Regions from separate parts of the Mus musculus genome. Here region 1 is linked to region 2. Evidence: chromatin loops called from intact Hi-C (ENCODE). Cell type or tissue: heart. All regions are shown on one strand. Each heading gives the region's core, and the rest is flanking DNA. Links, peaks and the distances in the headings are about the cores only.

Region 1 (8,322 bases), core at 125-8,124, 74 kb after region 2:
GCGGCGGTTCTCCAGCCCGCTCCGACAGGTATCACCATGTGAACTCCTATGATGAGGACGACACCACCGAAGAGGAGCCCGTGGAGATCCGCCAATTCTCCTCCTGCTCGCCGCGCTTCAGCAAGGTGCGCCGAGCGGGACTTGAGCCTGGAAGGTCTTTGGGCACTAATGTCCCAGGCATCTGAGGTCTCAGTTTGGAAAATTAGAGAGGGGTTGGGAACTAGAGAGTTGAGAGGTCTTGTTTGGAGGACGAGTTGGAGTTGGCATTTGGATTGGCGTGAGAGTAGGGGAGGGCCAAAGCTGTGCAAAGCCTTAGCAGTACTGAGCAACTGGAAGGATGCCTGGTCCAGCCTGGAGACGTATAGATAGGAATTAGGGAAGGCCTATAAAACCGGGCTAAGTAGAGCAAGGCAGGCTTAACTTTGCATGAGGTCTCTCGAAGGTGCAGAGAATTGTAGAATTGAGCAGGCAGAAGACAGGGCGCGGTTTGCGCCCTCCGGTTGCAGAAAACTGATTGGCTCCCGCGCGAAGGCGTACTCAAGCACCTTCCACTCTGCTCTTAGGTGTACAGCAGTATGGAGCAGCTGTCTCAGCACGAGCCTAAGACCCCCGTCTCAGCATCTGGGGCCAGCAAGCGGGACCCAAGCGCTAAGGGCCCGGAGGAGAAAGTGGCCGGCAAGAGGGAGGGACTGGGTGGCCTGACTCTGCGTGAGAAGACCTGGAGAGGGGGCTCTCCAGAGATGTAAGCAGAGGGCTATAGAGGGGCTCGAGGGCGGGGCCAAATGGGAGTGTTCCTACTGATCTGGTTTTCTCCATGCAGTAAGCGCTTCTCAGCGTCTGAAGCCAGTTTTCTGGAAGGAGAGGCCAGTCCCCCGCTGGGAGCGCGCAGACGTTTCTCAGCACTGCTGGAGCCCAGCCGCTTCACTGCCCCTCAAGAGGATGAAGATGAGGCTCGACTCCGCAGACCTCCTCGACCCAGCTCCGATCCCCCTAGCTCACTGGACACACGCGTCCCCAAAGAGGCAGTTCAAGGAGAGGGCACGTCCACCCCCGGGGAACCCGAGGCCAGTGAGTGCCTTCTCTAGCCTTTTCCCAGTTCCACGGGCGATCTATTGAGCATCCTTTTAATGTATATAGTACAGTTTATGCAAGATCTCACGCGCTATTCATGCACCTATCTGTGAGTATTACCACCGAGAACGTCTGCAGGGGTCGGGGAGGCTCAGGGGCAGAGCCCCTGCCTAGAATCATCCTGTGGAGGACCTGAGGCCGTGGCTTAACACCCAGAATTTAGATTTCTCTGTCTGTCTCTATCTCTTTCTGTGTCTTTCTCTCCCTGGAGCACCCAGGGTTTGGAGAGATACCCCCGTGGTTAAAAGCACTTGCTGCTCTTTCAGAGAATGCAGGTTTGGTTCCAGAACCCAGAGTGGCTTTCAATCATTCATAGCTCCAGTTTCAGGGAATCCGACACCCTCTTCTGACATTGCAGACACTACACATACGATGCATATACATACATGCAGGCAAAACACTCACTCATAAAAATAAATATAAGCCGGGTGTGGTGGTGCACTCGGGAGGCAGAGGCAGGTGGATTTCTGAGTTCGAGGCCAGCCTGGTCTACAAAGTGAGTTCCAGGACAGCCAGAGCTATACAGAGAAACCCTGTCTGGAAAAACCATAAACAAACAAACAAACAAACAAACAAAATAAGAGCACTAAACCAAGAGTGGTGGCACACACTGTAGCCCCTCATTTCAGTGGTGATCTCTCTTGAGTTTGAGGTCAGCCTGGTCTACATAGTGAGCTCTAGAATAGACCCTGTCTCCAAACAAACAAACAAACAAACAAACAAACAAACAAACAAACAAACGAACACTCACTGTTCTAGGCTAGCATTTGGCCAAACTGAAGGGTAGTGATGCTTTCCCTGTGCCAGAGGTTGTGTCACAGGTATTTGTGACCTGCTCTGTGAAGTTCAAGGAATAAGAACAGCACATGAAAGTCCCTGACCTGATAGCTCTTATCCTTTGCAGCTGAGCGCTCACATCCAGGTGACCTCGGCCCACCCTCCAAGGATGGAGACCCATCAGGCCCTAGGGCCACCAACGACCTGGTTTTGCGAAGGGCAAGGCACCAGCAGCTGTCTGGGGATCTTGCTGTGGAGAAGCGACCGTCTCGAACTGGGGGCAAAGTTATCAAGTCGGCTTCAGCTACAGCCTTGTCAGTCATGATTCCTGCAGGTGAAGTGGGGCACCACACACCAGGGAAGGGGCTCCCTGCAATTGTGGCAGGAAGGTTGTTTGGCCTCAGGGTGGAGTAATGAAGAACCCGCTCTGGGGTTTTAGGATAGAGGAGCAGAGTGTGAGGTTTGCCCTGATCTCTAACCATCATGGTTTTGTGCCTGTAGTGGACCCACATGGAGGCTCACCCCTGGCTAGTCCCATGTCCCCTCGATCTCTCTCCTCCAATCCATCCTCACGGGACTCTTCGCCTAGCCGAGACTACTCACCAGCTGTCAGTGGACTCCGTTCCCCCATCACCATCCAACGCTCAGGCAAGAAATATGGGTTCACACTGCGAGCCATCCGTGTCTACATGGGCGACTCCGATGTCTACAGTGTCCACCACATTGTTTGGGTGAGTCTCATAGGCTCATAGTCTCATAGCAGTTACAAAGCCAAAATGGCCCGAAGATACAAAAGGTCTCCGGCTAAAGATGGCCAAGAGAGGTGGGTAGGGCCATAAGTAGCTTCTTCTACCAATGGGCGGTGTTAGAGTGGGAGATGCGCAGACAATGAATGAGGGGGGAAAGGAGCCTTGGGGTGCACAGTGCAGTTTGGGTGAGATTTCTCTTTCCAGTTAGTTCTCCAACCTCAAGTTATTCATCTATGCAAAAGGGAGACGAGTTATTACTACTTCATAAAAAGTCAACGCAAGAAAACGTGGATCTGTCCGAACAATCTTTCAATCATGACCCTGTTGGTTTACAGCACGTGGAGGAAGGAGGCCCAGCCCAAGAGGCAGGGCTCTGTGCTGGGGACCTCATCACTCACGTGAATGGTGAGCCCGTGCATGGTATGGTGCATCCTGAGGTGGTAGAGCTGATCCTGAAGGTGAATGTAGGGATGGGCTTCGATGGGTGGGGGGTGTGGACCAGGACCCAGCAGCCACTAACAAATGAGTTACCCTCCCTTCTCCCAGAGTGGCAACAAAGTAGCTGTGACCACCACACCCTTTGAAAACACTTCCATCCGGATTGGGCCTGCCAGGCGCAGCAGTTACAAAGCCAAAATGGCCCGAAGGAACAAAAGGCCTTCGGCCAAAGACGGCCAGGAGAGGTGGGTGGGGCCATAATAGCTTATCCTTCTACCAATGGGCAGTGTTAGAGTGAGAGGTGCGCAGACAAGTACCTTAGGGGAAAGAACAGTATGGGGGTGGGGTGGGGAGCGGAAGGCTGGGAAAGTGGGAGGAGCCAAGAAAGGAAACTATTCAAAAGCATTTTGAGTGAGCCCTTGAGCAGGTTAGACTTGTTTCAACAGGAGTAGAGGAGCTGAGATAAAGGCTGGGCAAGGTGGTGTGTGCCTTCAATTCCAACAGTCCCTAGTCCCCAAGGTTCAACAACATTCCACTCTACTGTTTATAAATCAGTAAATAAATAAATAAACAAATAAAATAGCTGGTGAAGTGGCAGAGTCAGGCAGATCTCTGCGTTTCAAGGCCAGCCTGGTTTATAAAGTGAGTTTGTAAACAGTCAGGGCTAAGTCTATAAAGTGAGTTTGAAGGCAGGGCTATGTAGAGAGAAGCTGTCTCAAAGAACCAAAACAAAAGGTTTCGACCAAGTAAGACAGTCCAACGTGGGATACAATTAAGCAGACCAGTTGGGGCACCTCTAATTCCAGCTCTTGGGAGGATGAGGCAAGAGTATCTGGATTTTGCTAAAGGCCAGTGTGGTCCTATGTAGGAAGGAAAAAAGACAAGAAACACAGCCAGACATTTTTTTAATGATGTAGGCGTGTTACTACAAATGCATCCTTACTTTCAGGATTTCTATCAGTGAATTTACACAACTCACCTATGAGAATTCTAGGCCATATAACCATATGGGAGTTACGTAGTGTGGGTATTTGGAAATGGTTATATATGGGGCATGACTGTAATTTCTTCTCTCATAGAGTGGAAGAGTTAAGGGGGAGGGTGTGTGTGTGAGTGTGTGTGACTGAACCCAGATCTTCATACCACCGAACCACCTCTCTAGATGAAAGAGAAAAGGCTTATTTATTTTAATTTTTAAAACATTTTAATTATGTATAGGTTTGTGTCTGATTGTGGATGTGCCTCTGAAGGCCAGAAGAGGGTATTGGTTGGATTGCCTAGATGCTAGAGTTACAGGCATTGTGAGTTAGCTGTCTAACAGAGGCGATCAAGAGCAATATACCCTCTTAACCAACTGTCCATGGCTCCAGCCCCAACAGACCAGTTTTGTTTTAGTTTTTATTGTTTTAAATTTGTATTAGCATTTTGATTGCTTCTGTTTATGTGTACTCCATGTGTGCTTGATGCCTGCAGAGGCCAGAAGAGGGCGCCAGATTCTTTGGAACTAGAGTTACAGGTGGTTGTTAGATGCCACATACTGCTGAAAAGCCAGTCTGGTCCTCTGGAAGAGCAGCCACGGTTCTTAACTGCTGAGTCATCTCTCTAGCCCCAAAGACAAAGGGCCGCATGCCTTTAATCCTTGAAGAAGCAGGGTGATCTCTGTGAGTGCAGAGCCAGTCCTATCTATACAAAGAGTTCTAGGGTAGCCCGAAGTACATAGTGACCCTGTCTGTGAGAGAGACAGAACAGAGGAGAGAGAGAGAGAGAGAGAGAGAGAGAGAGAGAGAGAGAGAGAGAGAGAGAGAGAGAGAGAGAGAGAGAGAGAGAGAGAGAGAGAGATTTGACCAGGACTCGTGTGTCGATTTGAAGGAAGCGAACTAACCTGTAAAGTGGGCTTACAGGGGAAAGGAGTGTGGCTAGATGTTTGGGAGGGGCCAGAAGAGGCGGAGGTTTTTTTTGGATGGGCTTTCTTGCATTGTACCGTAGCCAGAAAAAGAGAAGGCACGGTCAAGCAGAACTGAGCAGAACTCTAGTTCTGCTTTGATAAACGGGTTGTAGGGAAAGGGGAAATGCTAGAAAGAGGTAGGAGGTTACTGCCTAGTCTAGAACCGGGGTGGGGTGGGGGTGGGGGTGATCCAGAGCTCCGAAGTTAAGGAAAGACAAATAAATACCTTTTGGTATTTGTCCTCCAGCAAGAAGCGGAGCTCTCTCTTTCGGAAGATCACAAAGCAGTCGAACCTGCTGCACACCAGTCGATCGCTGTCCTCTTTGAACCGGTCCTTGTCGTCCAGCGACAGTCTTCCGGGCTCGCCCACGCACGGACTACCCGCACGCTCGCCCACACATAGCTATCGCTCTACACCTGACTCCGCCTACCTAGGTATGTTCTGCGCCTGCGCGGGGTAGGGGACTAGGACACTGAGGTGCTCAGAATGTTTGCACCTTCTCTGGCCTGCAGGCGCCTCGTCACAGAGTAGCTCGCCAGCTTCCAGCACGCCTAATTCCCCCGCCTCATCCGCCTCGCACCACATCAGGCCCAGCACCTTGCACGGGCTGTCACCGAAACTACACCGCCAGTACCGCTCAGCGCGCTGTAAATCGGCTGGCAACATCCCGCTGTCACCTCTAGCGCACACACCATCCCCGACGCAGGCGTCGCCGCCGCCGCTGCCAGGCCACACGGTGGGCAGCTCACATACCACGCAGAGCTTCCCTGCCAAACTACACTCATCGCCACCTGTCGTGCGCCCGCGCCCCAAAAGTGCAGAGCCACCACGCTCGCCGTTGCTCAAGCGCGTGCAGTCAGCGGAGAAACTAGGGGCTTCGCTGGGAGCAGACAAGAAGGGCGCACTGCGCAAACACAGCCTGGAAGTGGGACACCCTGATTTCCGAAAGGACTTCCATGGTGAGCTGGCCCTGCATAGCCTCGCTGAGTCTGATGGTGAGACGCCTCCTATTGAGGGTCCTGGGGCGACCCGGCAGGTCGCCGTGCGACGCCTGGGTCGCCAGGAATCACCCCTAAGCTTGGGCGCGGACCCGTTGCTACCCGATGGTGTCCAGAGACCTATGGCGTCAAGCAAGGAGGATTCCGCGGGAGGTACAGAGGCTTGCACCCCACCTCGCGCGACAACCCCTGGGAGCCGGACCCTGGAGCGTGACTCGGGTTGCACAAGGCACCAGAGCGTGCAGACTGAGGATGGCCCAGGTGGGGTGGCCAGGGCCCTGGCCAAGGCAGCGCTAAGTCCAGTGCAGGAACATGAGACAGGCCGGCGCAGTAGCTCTGGTGAGGCAGGCACACCCCCGGTGCCCATTGTTGTAGAGCCTGCTCGGCCAGGGGTCAAGACCCAGGCACCCCAGCCTCTGGGCACAGACTCCAAGGGATTGAAGGAACCTGTAGCCCAGATGCCTCTGATGCCTGATGCCCCAAGGGGCAGGGAGCGCTGGGTGCTAGAGGAGGTGGAAGAGCGGACCACGCTAAGCGGACTTCGCTCTAAGCCCGCCTCCCCCAAACTCTCTCCTGACCCCCAGACTCCAACCCTAGTCCCAACAAAGAATGTACCCCGCAGTGCAGCTCCTTCAGTCCCACCTGCTTCCCTCATGGTCCCAGGCACCAAGCCTGAAGCAGGGTTGAACTCCCGGTGTCCTGCTGAAGCTGTGACTCCTGCAGGCCTCACCAAAACTGGGGCACCTAGCCCTGCATCTCTAGGTCCATAGCGGAGCAGGCTTTCGGTGCTGTGCTGTACAGATGCCTGTATACATATGTACACATATAAATAAAGTGCCCATGCTGCCTGAGATTCTTGGGGTTCACACCTCCTCTCTGGACAGGAATGGCCCTTGGCTTCTCAGAAAGTAAGAAGGTGGCTTTCATTAGGGCCTTCCTATGTCCCATCCACTGCCAATTCCACACGTGGTAACAGCTTTTGTAAGGAAAAGGTGTCCCACCCCTGGTCTGTGTCTTGGGCTCCATCTTAAGAAAAAGGTTACCAGTGCCATGCACAGAGTTGGTTGTATTAACAACCTCTTAGAGACATGCTGTGATGCCCATTTTGCAACAGACAGCTAGAGGTTAAGGCACTGTTAAGGTCTCCAGTTAGGAAGGGACTGAACTGGTATTCAGATTCATAGCTGGGACAGGGAGTGTGGCTCAGCAGCACTGTACTTGTGTCCCATGTGGTAAGCCCTGGGTTTAACCCACCAACAGACACACAAACAAATTCAAGTCAAAACTAGTCTCTGAGTCTTTTCTTTCTTTCTTTCTTTTCTCTTTTTCTTGTTTTTCTTTTTTTTTCTTCTTCTTCTTTTCTTTGAGACAAGGGTTCTCTGTGTTGCCCTGGCTCTCCTGGAACTCTCTGTAGACCAGGCTGGCCTGGAACTCAAGAGATCCACCTGAGCCGGGCAGTGGTGGCGCATGCCTTTAATCCCAGCACTTGGGAGAAAGAGACAGAGGCAGAGGCAAGCAGATTTCTGAGTTCGAGGCCAGCCTGGTCTACAGAGTGAGTTCCAGGACAGCCAAGGCTACACAGAGAAACCCTGTCTCGAAAAACCAGAGAGAGAGAGAGAATCGATCCACCTGCCTCTGCCTCCCAAGTGCTGGGGTAAAGGCTAGTCCGGCCCCCACCTGGTTAGACTGCGGAGTCTTAGTCCTTTGCTCCGATGGGCTTCAGTCAGCTCCCCTCTATACAGGGTTTCCAGTCTTTCACCAGGGACTGGAAGGCCTTCCAAAAGGAAGGCAGTTGGGTGCATACTGTGCCGCCACCTCGGTGTGTCTCTGCTTTGTTCCTATTCATGTCACCCACACAGGCCCAGGGCCCTTGAGGGGCCACACACCATTTGGAGTGGTCCTCTGTGGCACTGAAAGTTAGTCTAGATGGGCCAGGGAATCCTGTCTGTGTCACATCCAGAACCTGATAGGCTCCAGAGCAGTTGGAGGGCAGGATGCCTGGAGAATTTTGCCAGAACTGGACCTGTAGGTTGGTGCCAAGGGCTTCTGCCAACCATCCGGAGTACAGGTCTGCAGGGGAAGGAAGGATGAGGTGAGGGCCACTGGTACATTCCTCGGTATGGCTTCCTGCTCGGCTCAAATGTCTACTTTTGGAATGACGTGAACCTAAGCAGCCCCTATTAACAGGTCAGGTCCCTCTTCAGGTCACACCTGCAGCCCTAACACTCAGAAGCTGGAACAAGAGGCTCTCAGATGGAGTCTAGCCTGGAATGTACAGAGAGG
Region 2 (8,301 bases), core at 1-8,000:
GCCCTGTTCTAAATATCCTTCTCCTCTAGAGCTAAACTGCATGGTCTATAGTGTCTACCTGACCTTCTTAATTCACAAGTTCCAGAATGCAATGGCTTTCACTCTCTGGCCCAACTGCTACTATCTCTCACTTGGATGACTGTACCCACTGTTTCTCATCTCCCACCTTTGTTGGATGGGGTAGAAGTTCTGCTGATCAAATCCAGGGTCTTAGGTATGGTAGACAAGGACTTTTCCACTGAGCCACTCCCTGGCGCCTTACTATTCTCCTATTCTGCGTCCAGCCCTTAAGTGCTGGAGTCTGGACCAGCTGTGGTCTGCTGAGCCCCATTCCCAACCTTTCATTTCCTACTCTTGCTACCTGTGCTGCATCTCTTCCCAGGTAGCCAAGGGCAGCTTCGAAACGGCTTAGCCAGGCTGTGTTTTTCCTTTGCTAAGACCATTCCACAGTACTTAAAATAGAGTCCCTGCTAGGAATGGTGGCACCTGCCTTTAATCCCAGCACCTGGGAGACAGAGGCAGGTAGATTTCTGAATTTGAGGCCAAACCTGGTCTACACAGCAAGATCTAAAACAGCCAGGACTACACAAAAAAACTCTGTTTCAAAACAAAACAAAAACAAAACAACCCCCCCCAAAAAAAAAACAAAATAAGCACCTACCCACCTCCCATCGCTATCATGACCCTCCTTTTACTGTCTTCATAGGTTTATATGAATTTGTTTTCTTGTTTTTTTAAGATTTATTTTATCTTTTAACCATGTGTGTATGTGTGTATGTGTGTGTGTGTGTGTGTGAGAGAGAGTGTGTGTGTGAAAGTATGTGTGTATGTGTGTGTGAGAGAGAGACAGACAGAGAAAGAAAGAGAATATGAGGATGCCTGCAGAGGCTACAAGTGTCACATCCCCTAGAGCAGTTGCAGGTGGTTGAGAGCTGTTTGATGTCTGTGCGTCCTCTCTGGAGAAGCAGTAAGTTCCTCTGGAAGAACAGTATCCATTTTTAACCACCAAGCCATTCTTCCAGCCCAGTTTTGTTTCTTGAAGCAGTGTGTCATGTGGCTCAGAATGAGTTCTAACTTACTGTGTAGCCACCCAAGATAACCTTGATGTCCTGATCCTCTGGCTTGCTAAGTACTGGGACTCCATGTGTGCCACATGGTCTGGCTACCCCTGCCCATCCCCCCTCCCACCCCCCACCCAGCATACCCTGCTACTTGGGATTGAACTCAGGACCTTGTGTAGGGTGAGCAAATTCTCTTTTGCCAACTATATCCCTGGCCTTTTAAAGGTTTTGAGACGGGATGATGGATGGTTTACCACCCTCCTGTATTAACACACCACCATAGCTGGGATTACAAGCATTTGCCAGCACACCTCTTGGAAGTTAACATGTGTTGTGTGTGTGCTTTTGCCCACATCATAAGAATGGTGGCAAGTTTTTTTGTCCTATTGTGGGTGCTCAATATAAACAAAAATAGCTTGCTGATCACCAGACATCTGGCTCTCTTCCTGACAAGACTGCCTGTCCATCGCACAGGACATGTATCTAGCTTTCCCTTTGCCTTCACCTCCTTAAGTCCTCTAGTTATTCCCTAGTCATGAGTCCACCTGTCACCTTCAACCTCCAGCTGGGGCTTGAGTCCTCTGAGATGCCCTGGAGCCATTCGTTGTTGAACCAGGAAGGGTCTCTAGGGGCAGAAAGATGGGATGAGCAGGCTGGGGAGCCCTTCAGGATCCTCCCACTCAGCCGCCACACTCACATCTGATTCAGCACATGGGCTATGGCGAGTCCGCTGCTCAGGTCCTGGGGACTGGCACAGGGGGGTGAAACTTGGAACGTCTGCAACTAAAGGGGGAAGACGGAAGGGCAACAGGAAAATTGAGGACCTGGAATTGCAGACTTTTTCCCCAGCCATCAGACATTTCACGGGGTTAGAAAGGCATTAGCCTGTAGCACCAACATATCACATCTTCGGGGGCGTGACTTCTACACGCCTAGGCAAGGACGGGGCGTGGCTTCATTTTACCTATCCTGGCAAACCCTGCAAACCTAGGTCAGGGCGTTACCACCAGTCACCTGGTCCCCACTGCTAACATGTGACCAGGCCTGTGCCCTCCAGAGGGGCGTGGCCTCACCTGGTCTTTTCGCTCAGGCCTGCCCACGTGACAGACGCAGGTGGTCAGGTCAGAGTCCAACGGCCCAGCAAGCCTACGATCTATTCCTCCTTCCAGGTCCAAAACCGAGGAAAGAAGACCAAGACAGGACGAGAGGAGAGGGCGCACACCTGACCCAGCCCCGCCCCCCGACCTACCCAGGTGAGCAGAGACCCGCATAGCTCGGCCTTGTCCACACTCATGGCTCCGGATCGAATTCGATCCGGGCCAAGGAGCCCCGGCACGCAGCAGCAGCCTCCGGGTCCGCCACCAGCGAGCGCCCGAAGCCCAGACCTCCCGCTCGGCCTAGAGCGCCGCCCCGCTCCACCCCGCCCCCTAGCCATAGGCTCCGCCCCAGACACGTGATCTCCCATTGCAAACACTTGCCTCGCCATCTTAGATGCGGGACATAGGCAAGTGCACATTCTGCCGCTAGGTGTCAGTCTGGCTCAGTCCTGCTGCTGGTGACCTCCACTCCTCGCGGCTTCTCTTTATGTAGTGGAGTGGTCCTCAAGATCCTTTTAAGGCGGATCTACCGCACCCAGTTTCACAGGCACTTTAATGGTTCCCCCCCAAAGCTGAAAGAAATCCTCCGGTTTAGCCGCGTTATGATCTGAGCCTTTCTTAATGTGGGCGCAGAGAATAATTATAAATCCTGTAGTCGTGGAGTGAGAGGATCTTAAAAGCGTCTTCCCCAGAGAAGTGATTCTGGCTGGAGTCCTTCTGAAAACTCGGGTATGGTTGGGAGCAGGAAGGGTCAAGTATGTCCTGAGTAAAGGACATAGCACTTGCCCAGCCCGGGGTCTCTTTCCTGCGAGCTACTCTGCTCCTTCCCGGCCCCGGGTGCTTTGAGCACCTTCCTGCCCTAAAAAACACTCGACCTGGCCAAAGCTGCGGGTGATCTGAAGCCCACCAGGGGGCGCGCAGAACGTAGGAACGCATCCTTCTGGGAAAAGGGTGCGTCCACCGGTTGAGCCGGTTTAGGGGAGCGCAGAGAGCTTAGAATTTTTTGACAATAAAGTCTCAAGACATCATTTGTGGAGTGCTTACTGTTTTCAGACTTTACAATAAGCTATATATCTACAGACAATTGAATGTTTTCCACGACCCTAGGAGACAAGGGCTACTTTAATTCCCAGGTTTTGTTTCTTAATTTTAGAAACTGTATTATTTAATTTTTTTATTTAATTTTTTTTTAATCCGCCGCTTTGCAAATGAGTAAACAGCGGCTACAAAGTACACGGGCTTTGACGCCAGGGGTAAAGCCCAGACCACGCCCTTTGACCCCTGGGTCCACTAGTAGCCCCTCCCCTCTCTGGCGGGTGGGGTAATGTGCTGTAATTAGAGGCTATTAAATGTGCCCAGAGGGAGGAGTGGAGCCGGCTCTGCTTTGGGGCGGGTTCAGTTCGGAGGGGGATAATGTTCTGCTTCCATCCAGGCAATGAGCCGGGATCCAGTCCAGCGACCCTGTCCTGGTTGGGTGAGCCCAGCGACATCAGCCACCCGCCCTCTATCTTACTAGAGTTGTTAATCTACTACAGACACTCGGTTGCAACCCACTCAAACTCTCAGCTGCACACACCAGAGAGCCTTGGAGGCTGATTCACACTTCCACAGACCCTCACGCCTTGTTTTCCTGATTCCAGTCCCTGAGACCCTGTGGAAAGGTATAGAAGGGAGTGTGCTTCCAGACTGGACTGGGCATGGGGCCTGCCAACTGGCTCCCCCATCCCACATCCACCAGAGTTGATGCCCCACAGTGGAAACAAAGCTGTGCTGTCCTACACACAAACACACTGTTACCAGGAACCATGATTGTTAAAAGAATGTGTGACATTCTGGGACACAAAAATTTAGGGTGAAGGTTGCATTGCAGGGATTTTGAAGTTTAGGAGAAATCTGAGAATCCAGGTCTGGGAAGTGACTTAAGGTGTCCCAGCGTTGGTGTGATATCACAGGTGTCCAGATGTTCAAGAAGTCAAGATTTAAATGAAACTGGGAGGCAGAGGCAGGCAGATCTCTGAGTTTGAGGCCAGCCTGATCTACAGAGAGAATTCCAGGACATCCAGGGCTACACACAGACCCTGTCTCAAAAAAAAACAAACAAACAAACAAAAAAACCAAAAACCCAAAACAAAAAGATTTAAATGAAGCTTAGGAGCTGAGTATGACGGTGCTCCTGCCTTTAATAGCAGCACTCCAGAGGCAGAGGCGGGTGGCCTGCCATGAGCCTGAGGCCAGCTTGGCCTACATATTGAGTTTCATGATAGCAAGGACCACATTAGAGAGACCCTATTTCAAAATAAATAAACACATAAGGAAACAAATAGTGAAGATACTTCACTCTCTGATGGGGAAGAAGTTATAATCTTCCACAGGGTCAGCAAGAGTCCCATCTTTTAGGGGGAAGAAAAGAAAGCTTTGGTGTTGGCAACAAGGCAATCTCTTTTTACAACCAAGGAGCAATGCTCTGGATATAAGTGCATTTAATTCTGCAAAAAGAGCCACAAATCCTTCCTTTGAGAGGGACCTTGCATTTAGAAGGATGCCAACCCATTTTAGGTGTAGGGAACCTCCAAGTTTGCAGAGATCCGAAGGCCCCCATTTATAGGAACCTAGAATCCCTGCTCTGCAAGTTTGGAAGCCTCTAGCTGGTTTGGGGACCCCACCTCGAACATGTTTCCAGGAACAGCTGGACCCAGCCTGAGTTGTACTGCTGGGAAGTGAGTGACTCAACCCCTCCCTAAGGCCACAGCTGGACCCCAGCCCATCCCCTTCAGCCTGCACATCTGGATGTTGATCCAGTCATCACAGCTGGGATGGGGACCCTGGGTTCCACACCAGAGGCCAGTACCCACCCACCCCCATTAGTATGCAAAATTCTCTGTGAATTCCATGTTCCATTGGCTTGGGGACTCTGATAATCTTCCCGTACCTGGTTACTGCAGTTCTGCTGGAGCTCCTATCCTGTTCCCACCTCTCAACACTGAGTATCTAAGTCCAAGGGAAATGTGATCCTATCTGCGTAGGTGCGAGGTGGTGGGTCTATGATTGGGTTAGCCTCCACTTGTGTCTTGGGATCCTGGAGTTTGTTCAGCTGAGTGTATGTGTGTGATTTGATGGCTGTCAGGAAGTTCAAGGCATCAATCTGCATAATACATAATCTTAGAAGACGAGTGTAGGGGCTGGAGTGGTTGTTCAGCGGATGAGGTCACTTGTTGCTCTTGCAGAGGACCCAATTGGATTCCCAGGATCCACATGGTGGCTCACAACCATCCATAGCTTCAGTACCAGGAGATATGACATATTTGCACCAGGCACATACATGCATGTAGGCCAACACTCATACACATTAAAAAAATGAATCTGAAAAAGAAACTTGAAAAAAAAAAAAAAAGCTGGCCGGGTGGTGGTGGCACACGCCTTTAATTTCAGCCCTTGGGAGGCAGAGGCAGGCGGATTTCTGAGTTTGAGGCCAGCCTGGTGTACAGAGTGAGTTCCAGGACAGCTAAGACTACACAGAGAAACCCCCTCTCCGGAAAAAAGAAAGAGAGAGAAAGAAGAAAGGAAAAGAAAAAAAAAAAGCAGGACTTTGTGGACTTGTAATCTTTGCACCTGGGAAGGTGAGACAAAAGGATCTAGAGTTCATGGAAAGGTGGAGGTGAGTCCGGACTGCTTACGACGACTATCTGAGAAACACAGTAAGCTCTGGGTATGGTGGCATTTGCTTTTAATCCCAGCACTCAGAAGGAAGCACTTGGCTTTGTGAGTTTGTGGTGAAAGCTTGGTCTATATAGTGATACCCTGTCTCAAACAACAAACCAAAAATATGCTTAGCTAGCCTTGGTGGTGTACACCTTTAATCCCAGCATAAGGTGGTCAAGCATCAGCTGAATCTCTTGTTACCAAGGAGAGACTGGTCCTTTTGGGTCACCTGTGTTATTTATTCCGTGTATGAGAAACGTGTGTCTCAGGTTGGCATTAAGATCTATGTCTGTAATCATACCCTGCTGCTTTGTCGTTCTACAATTTAGTAGAACCCGTGTTTCTGAATAGAGAAAATGGATTGTTTTACTAGGCACTCTAATTATTTCCAGCCATTGTTTTTCAGTGATAATGCCCTCTTATCACAGGTCCTGGCTTATCATACCCCTTTAACAAGCAAAGTATCTCTGCATGTTGCCTGTGATAACTCGGTAATGACATGGCTGTCTATACCATGTGTCTCAGCCACAATTTTCATGTGAGGGGTACTTGTCCAAATCCCAGGTGACAGAGGCTGTTCTACTTTGCTTCGATGGTTTGCCATTATATAAAAGCCTGTGTGTTCTTATGGCTCTGTAATTGCCTGTGTGCATATGGCTGTTTGCGCTGTTTGCGTATCTACCACACACTTTATATGGCTGATGTGCTGAGCAACTCTGCTTCTAGGTTTAAGAGGCCGTATGACTGTGTGACCCTGTCTGTCCATGATCGCAGGGCTTAGCTGAACAGGAATTTCTGCTGTAGTGCAGCAGGTGTATCCTGTGTCCTTGTGACACTGTGGGTCAGAATTGTTTGTGACCTTGTATGTGGATGGGGGTGTCAAAGTCACACCAGACAACCAACTCAGTGGAGGGATCCACATGCGCACCACTGTCGCTGTCTACGACTCTCCTCTGGGAGAACTCCACCCCGCATTGCGGGGGCGCGTGCGTCGTTCGTGACGTGCGACACGAAGGAGTTCGCTGCGTGCGTGGAGCCCGACGCGGTCTTGCGTGCGAGTACAAGCCGGGGGTGGGGTGGCTGTAAGCGTACGTGAGCGCGCGGGGGTAGCCGCGGGAGCGCTGGGGCCCAGTGCTGCGGAACGAGAGACTTTGGAGCGCAGGTGAAACTGGCAGGGGACTGCCGTTAACCCCTTCCTGCCCGACCCGAAACTGGGGCCCCAGGGCCGAACGAACGGGGCCTTCCCCAGCTCGCTGGGCGGGGCAGTCCCTGCTGGGAAGACCTTCCTCTTGTGAGCCGAAACACCCCCCCCCGTTGCCATGGAAACAGCTTCCTGGCTCAGCAGGCGCTTGCTTCCTCCCGCACTGCCCTTCCTCCCGCCGACCATGTGCTTTCCACTCCTGATCTCCGCACCGCAGGGCTGGGGGTCAGAAAGGCCAGGGCGTGCGTGACTCAGGCCAGCCCTGGGGTCCCCAGACCGCACTCGGCCTCACTCCCCCTGCTCTGCCTGAGTGACTCATGCCTCGCGGCTTTCCCTGTGTATGACTCAGGCCCCTGAGGAGGGAACTTTGGGACCCCCCTCCGGGTATCCAGGACCAGGAATCAAGTTCTGGAGACTTCGAGTGAGGGGTTACACCTCTCGAGACAGGAGGCCGGGCGGGCGTCCCCTTTCGTTGGCCATTGCGAAAGCCACTGGAGACGCTTCCCCCATCCTTGAATTAAGAGATCCTCCCCCGACCTAGCTCCGGGAACCCAGTGCCCCCGCCCACCAGCCTACAGGAAGTTTTGGCAGAGCCTATCGTGGCAATGAAACGGTTAAAATCGTTTTTCTTATTCATTTCATCCAGGGGCTTTTTTGACTCAGAACAAGCGGGTACTCCCTTGAAAGCCTGGCCTCATGGGGACTAGAGCTCCTACTGTACCCCACAGACACCCAGCTTAGAAGGGAAGGGTGGCTGTGGGTCTTGTGAAGTCTCAGCTGCGTTCGATTCAAATCCTGTCTCTTCTCTCGCTTGTTTTCTCATCTGAAAACTACGTCCAGCTCTTTGAGTTGTTGTGCTGATTAGATGAATAATAGATGGGACGCTCTGAATTCAGAGCTGGACACAGAGTTAGGGAGGGGTGCCTCAGACCTAGATGTCCAGGTGCCCAGCAGAAAACACCTACTCTGTGCCCCACCCACGTTCTCTGAGGCCATGGGGTTCATTCTGTCCACCCCTGCCCCGGGCTGGCACCCAGGAAGTGAGAGGCGGGGCAGGAATGAGGCGGAACCTGTTGGGCTAGTCCCTTCCCCGCCCCCACCCTCATTCTCATGCCCTGACATGGACCCCCCCAACGAAACAGCCCCACCCCCCGCCACCCTGGACGCCTGGGTCCTGACCTGCGGGTGGCCGGAAACAGCGTCTCGGGAACATCCTGTGGACTGCTAGCTGGACAGACAAGAG

What was found. Hi-C counts contacts between places; a loop is a spot of excess contacts. Peaks named below come from ENCODE experiments on the same cell type or tissue, not always from the same donor. Only the 100,000 strongest peaks of a DNase experiment are listed, where the experiment ranks them.
Region 1: it touches region 2 in a loop (2.3-fold over the local background); 9 of 42 quality-filtered maps call a loop at or near these places.

What each region holds. Positions count from the first base shown.
Region 1 is chr8:84,910,473-84,918,794 of GRCm38, reverse strand. It overlaps Dnase2a (deoxyribonuclease II alpha), which reads right to left. Exons shown (of 6, transcript NM_010062.4): 6 at 7,092-8,109. The coding sequence ends at 7,763. Mast1 (microtubule associated serine/threonine kinase 1) reads left to right here. Exons shown (of 26, transcript NM_019945.2): 18 at 16-125; 19 at 564-742; 20 at 821-1,068; 21 at 2,036-2,242; 22 at 2,410-2,639; 23 at 2,993-3,115; 24 at 3,204-3,340; 25 at 5,288-5,475; 26 at 5,554-6,942. The coding sequence ends at 6,809. It overlaps Gm38426 (predicted gene, 38426), which reads right to left and starts at 5,460. Exons shown (of 3, transcript NR_103491.1): 1 at 5,267-5,460. In heart, for the core only: a CTCF peak has its summit at 4,578 (motif pointing right); DNase peaks (open chromatin) are centred at 5,474 and 6,274; H3K4me3 peaks cover 1,765 bases; H3K27ac peaks cover 991 bases; H3K27me3 peaks cover 7,878 bases.
Region 2 is chr8:84,984,762-84,993,062 of GRCm38, reverse strand. Hook2 (hook microtubule tethering protein 2) reads right to left here and starts at 2,440. Exons shown (of 21, transcript NM_001372357.1): 1 at 2,311-2,440; 2 at 1,759-1,844; 3 at 1,614-1,686. The coding sequence starts at 2,355. In heart, for the core only: CTCF peaks have their summits at 2,568 and 3,076 (motif pointing right); DNase peaks (open chromatin) are centred at 2,542, 3,052, 3,542, 7,172 and 1 weaker place; H3K4me3 peaks cover 4,044 bases; H3K27ac peaks cover 4,126 bases; H3K27me3 peaks cover 912 bases.